Regions from separate parts of the Homo sapiens genome. Here region 2 is linked to region 1. A link is a contact called in ENCODE Hi-C data. All regions are on one chromosome and are shown on one strand. Each heading gives the region's core, a stretch centred on a gene start or an enhancer-like site at or near the end of the contact. The rest is flanking DNA. Distances are from core to core; before and after follow the strand shown. Region 1 holds the start of SLC39A6 (solute carrier family 39 member 6). Region 2 overlaps GALNT1 (polypeptide N-acetylgalactosaminyltransferase 1).

What was found. Hi-C counts contacts between places; a loop is a spot of excess contacts on that map. Pooled maps may share reads with other maps.
Region 2: a pooled map shows a loop between it and region 1 (9-fold over the local background). The contact joins the enhancer-like site here to the promoter of SLC39A6 in region 1. A Hi-C loop is called at or near these places in 1 of 37 single-sample maps with no recorded cell type and 9 of 50 pooled maps.

Annotation. Positions count from the first base shown.
Region 1 is chr18:36,127,890-36,130,589 of GRCh38, forward strand. It overlaps SLC39A6 (solute carrier family 39 member 6), which reads right to left and starts at 1,451. Exons shown (of 10, transcript NM_012319.4): 1 at 1,225-1,451. ELP2 (elongator acetyltransferase complex subunit 2) reads left to right here and starts at 2,010. Exons shown (of 22, transcript NM_018255.4): 1 at 2,010-2,182. The coding sequence starts at 2,045. RefSeq lists enhancers at 1,249-1,754, 1,377-1,671, 1,702-1,891, 1,755-2,260, 2,052-2,261.
Region 2 is chr18:35,615,749-35,618,448 of GRCh38, forward strand. The region is part of intron 1 of GALNT1 (polypeptide N-acetylgalactosaminyltransferase 1); the gene reads left to right. Among named protein-coding and RNA genes, the nearest start is that of MIR3975, 25 kb to the left of the region's middle. Within about 2 kb of position 1,308, at least 20 of the 41 ENCODE cell types and tissues checked have a DNase peak (open chromatin) inside an H3K27ac peak, as active enhancers do.

The DNA of each region.
Region 1 (2,700 bases), core at 201-2,700:
GGCGTGACCACTACGCCCAGCCTCAAATAAGTGTATACTTTAAATACACATTGAATCTTTTTTCCGACTTGACAATGAATCAGACACATTATGTCCATACATAGAATTCTTAAAGTAAACTGAACTTCATGAAAAACTCACTGTAGCATCCTTGTGTTACTACAAACCAGTCAACATTTAATCACAGGCTGTTAATCATCCACAGTAGTGTTTGGAACCAAAGGCCTGTGCCCCAAAGAGGAGGAAGCAATTGAGTTGGAGCTTGAAAAGCAGAATTCAGTTAAGCAGAGCCAGAATTCAGTTAATTCAGATCCAGCAGGATGTCCAGCACCAACGGTGGAGGTGATGGTGGTCAAACTCACATCTCCAGCAAAAGACGCAGACGTCAAGTTTACAACTAAGCAAGAGCATGGGGCTATCCAGCTCTACCACGGTCAGCTGTTCTTTGGACAGGGCTCTCGCATTCATTACCTTATCTAAAATACCGGTAAAACCTATTTTGCAAGGCGAAGGAGGAAAACACATGAAGGAATGTATATTACAAGTACTCGTTAAACTCATGTGTTGCACAAGTGCGAGGTATCATACAGGGAACAGTGGGAAATGGAGGTACGGCGTAGAACGAGGCTCCTGAAAGAGGAATCTTTGGGGCTTGAAGTTTCGGGAATTCTTTTACTAGGTAAAAGATAAACATTTAGAAATCATTCCCAGGAGAGAGGCGAGGAGCGGGGTGGGAGGGGACTAGCACAGGGGACAGCTCCGAGCCTTTCTCCAGGGAGGATGCTGAGCGCGGTCGTGGACCCGTTGAAGGATCTCCTTTCCTGCAAGTTGGTGTGTGCTGGAGGAAAAAGGAAAGCAGAAGGGAAGGGCCTTAGAGAAAAAGGCGAGTACAGAAAACGGAAAAGAGGGCACAAAGCTCTCTTCTAAAAGCTTTTTATTTCTAAACACGTCAGTCCCTTCTTCGAATATGGGATGAAAAGTACGGATCTTTTCCTCAAAAAATCCTCCGTTGCACCCCGAAGCCCATCTGAGCACCTTAAGAAGTCCGGCTCTCTAGGGTGAGTGGGCGCCTGCGGCGGGCTCCCCCCAGCATCCTCTTTCTGTAGCCCCCCTGCCCGGTCCGCAGGATCCGGTTCTCCGCAGAACCACCCCTACCCCGCCACGCCTGTCTGGCCTGAGGAGCTCCCCTCCCAGCCGCCCTGCTCCCGGACCTGAAAGACTCACGTCTCCGCGGCCTCGTTGTCCCACGGCCCGGCCACGCGCGCAGGTTTGGTTCCACACGGGCGGTCCAGAGGGCTCGGAACGGGCCCACTGGTGTCTTCGAGAAATCTCTACCAGGCGCGAACACGCGGTGGTTTCATTGGGTTGGCTGCCCCTCGGTCCGGGGGCAGCGCCGCGCAGCCACCCGGCAGCCGCGCCCCTAGCCTTCGCGAAGCTGGAAGACAATCACTAATTACCGCCGCGCGCAGCGCCGCGGGGAACCACCGCCCCCTTCGCCCAGGACTGCAGGGCATGCGCAGTGCGACCCCGGAACCCGGCTCCGCAGACGGATCCGCTTTTCCGTGTGTTCGCCGACGCCGCGGGGGCGTGGCGCGGCCCTAGCGCATTGTAAGCAGTTGGGGGTCATTTCCTCGAGGCCCTACTCGCTAGCCAGCGCCCCCGGGGCCAGCCCTGGCTGCTGCTGGGAGCCGGGTCGTAAGGGGCAGCGAGATGTTTCTGACGCTGCCCCAGGCACATGAGCCCCGGGTCCTTCGGGAGGGTCCCGAGCCACTCGGGTCGGATTTCGCTCTTGAGACAAAGGCCTGGCTCGTTCGCGGAGCGGGGCCACGGTCCAAGAGCAGAGCTAGCAAAGCGGCGGCCTTGCACAGGGGTTCCAGCCTGCGGTGGGAACGGAGAGTCTCAGGGGGGCGGGGCTGCCTCCGTCTGGCCCTCGGCTGGCTGCGAAACGTGGACTGGGTGATGCCTCAGGAGAAACCACCCTAGTAGTTCCGCTCCGAGGGCGGAAGTGCGCGTCTCTTGTTTGTGCGGCTGACCAGTTGGCGACATGGTGGCACCCGTGCTGGAGACTTCTCACGTGTTTTGCTGCCCAAACCGGGTGCGGGGAGTCCTGAACTGGAGCTCTGGGCCCAGAGGACTTCTGGCCTTTGGCACGTCCTGCTCCGTGGTGCTCTATGACCCCCTGGTAAGAGAGGTCGCTGGACGGCCGACCCTTGTGCTTTTCGGGTTGAACCTGTGGACGTGCTCCGGGCGCGCTGTTAGTTGCCGCCCCAGACCTAGGAGGCGAGTCGGGTCGGCTCAGGGGAGCGGGGTTTGGGCTCGGAGTCTCCAGTGGACCTGCCGGACTCGCTCCTCACCCCTCACCCTTTGCCGTCTCACGCGTGGCGTCATCCTAGGGTCATTGCTGCCCATGAGCTGCTAGTAACCTGTTAGTCCCACGCAGAAACCCGAATGATAAGCATCTTACCTGAAGCCTTCCTTGGGAACTGTAGTACCGTTAATCAATTTGGGTTTTAAAACAATTGAAATTTATATGTAGATTAAAACCATCATCCCACAGGTGCAATCTCATTTCAGTATTTCCTTCAGTTTTGGTTAATGAACTTTTGTTGTATTGAATTTCAAGGAAATGTTACCTGTGTTTTAGCTACGGGAATGGACATTTTAGAGAAAGTGTCAGTTTGGGGGAAAGGTCATAGGGGA
Region 2 (2,700 bases), core at 58-2,557, 510 kb before region 1:
GAGCTGTTTCTTAGGAGAAAAATGAATAGCCAGTAAACAGTTGTTTTCAGGGAAATACAAATTAAAGCTACATTGACAAAATTGTAAAAGTTGGACATTGTCAAGTATACCACTGCACTACTCCATGGCAGAGGTTGGCAGACTTTTCTGTAAAGGGCCAGATAGTAAGTATTTTAGCCTTTGCAGGCCGTACAGTCTCTGTAAAGGCCAACAACTTTGACGTTGTAGTGCAAAAGCAGCTGTAAACCATATATAAATGAATGAGAGTGGCTGCATTCCCATAAAATTTTATTTACAAAAATACTAGTTTGCCACCCCTTGCTCTATGACACCAAAGTTAGTGAACTACATCAATATGGATGAGTCTTAAAAACGTAATGTTGGATTTAAAAGGTAGCAGAAGAATACATTATAATATGATTTAATTTATGTAAATTGCAGAGGTAGACAAGGTAAAGGATACAGGTTTGTGGGTTTCATCATAGTTGCTGGGACCTGACTAATTTTGAATTCTGGCCTTGACATGTATAGTCTATGTGACGCTGGCCAAATTACCTAACTTTTTAAAGTGTCAGTTTTCCTATCTGTAAGATGGTGTGCATAATAGTACCTGGCTTACTGGGTTGTTGGGAGTATTGTTATACAGTGCCCATCAAAGTGCTCAGCACACAGTAAGTGCTTGGTAATTGTTGTTATGCTTTTATTCTCCTGTTTAATTTATATCTCTATTAAAAGAAATATAGCTGTTATTGCTTTGGACACTGGGTGTTTTTTTTATCTGACCTGCATTGCATATGGCTAATGAGAAGTACTAAGGCTTGCATATCCTCACCTGAAGTCTTGAGTAATGTTTGATTCCTTTTGCTTAGCACAGGTTGTAAAACCTTCTAGTGTTTTAGTGTTGTGTTTTAATCTCCACATTCATGGTAGCTTGCTGAATACTTGGCAGAAACAGCTTCCAGTGTCACGTAATCTTTCTCTGTGGCAGTTAGCATCGTCTCAGACTCCTTTTTCAGAGCTCTCTCCTCCTTTGTATTGGCACCACTCTTCAAATTCTGTGACTTCTCAGACCTTCCAGTCCTCTAGTATGGTCCACCCCTCAAACTTCTGACTCTTCAGCTTCCTCAGCTGAAAATGAAGATAAAACCCACTTGAAAGGGTTGTTATTAGGATAAAATTCTCTCTCTAATGCCTAAGCCACTGAGGAACCCTGTAACCATAGATCCTGACTCATTTATGCCAGAGTGAGGTGTGGTATGAAAACAAACAAAACTTTATGAGTAGTTCCTTCCCCATTTGAGCAGCAGTGACGGGTGAATGTAATGCAAGCGGCGCATTGCAGGCATTCAGACAGCTCCCCCCTCCATTTCCTGTCTGTGGCTACTGTTCTCTAGACTCTTCTCTCACACCACCAAGAATCATTTATTACAGGTATTTATATTGACCATTTCCTCCCTAAGGACAGTGATGTTGTCTAACTCATCTTTGTTCTCATATGGTCTGGTAAAATGCTTGGCATATAGTAGGGCAGTTAACAAATTTGTTAAGTGAACAAATGTCTACTATATGCCTTGCTTTTGTTCACAGAACACCAGTGTATGCAGTATTTGGCCTGCCAAAGTAAGATGTTAAATCCAAAGTAAGATGTTAAATCCTAATTTAGCGTTTAGCTATCTGAAACACGTTTAAAAGTTACTTCTTTGTTTTAACATCATATTTCGAGAAATTCTAACATATATAAAAGTAGACAGAACAGTGAAACGAGCCCTCTTAAACCTGTATCCATTCTCCAGATTCAGCAAACACATTTTCCCACTTGTGTTCCACCTCTCAATCTAACCTCACTCCCCTGCTCTTAAGCCCAAGTATTTTAAAGCAATGGAAGACATCATGTCATTTTACCTCTAACATTCTTCAGTATAGATCCTTTAAAATGAGAACATTTTGAATATGACCACAATGCTGTTAACATTCCTAATTAACAGTGATTGCTTAGTAGCATCTGTAACCCAGTTCATAATCATATTTCCTCAGTGGTCCCTAAAGTGTCTTTTTAAGTTGATTTGTAGATTCAAAACTCAAAACAAGATCAACATAGCACATTTAGTTTTTTTAAAAAAGCTTTCCTTAAAAAAATAAAAACAATACCTATTTTAAAAATTATTTCTCTCCCTTTCTCTTCTTCTTTTCTTTTCGATAACTCTTCAGATTAGGGTTCTTTATAATGAAACCATAAACTTTGCTCTAGCAGATAAAGGTTTCATCTTTTAAGACTGCTTTGCTGTTCTTTTTTTTTTTTTTTGATAGCCAAGCACTTAACATGTATAGAGAGCACTACTGCAGTTAACAGCACAGCAAAATGCAAAACTGTTAACTGCTCTGATTTTTCTTGTGCAATGAGATAGCATTATGTGCAGTACCATTAGGAAAATAATTTTACATCATTTTCATTCATAATTAACATTATTTACATTAAATGTAGTCTAAACCTGTAAAATAATCTTGTATTCATTAAAAAGTATATATTCTTTGGTATGTTTAGTTTAAATACATCTTTAAAAAATTTTAGTTATTCCTCTTGAATTTATGGTTAGGGTCTCAAGAAGGAAGCTTGAGACTAGACTGTAATGTGTGTTTGAAAAAGACTGCTCATGGATGAACTTAATTCTTAAATTCTCTAAAGCTCAAGTGGAGAAATGA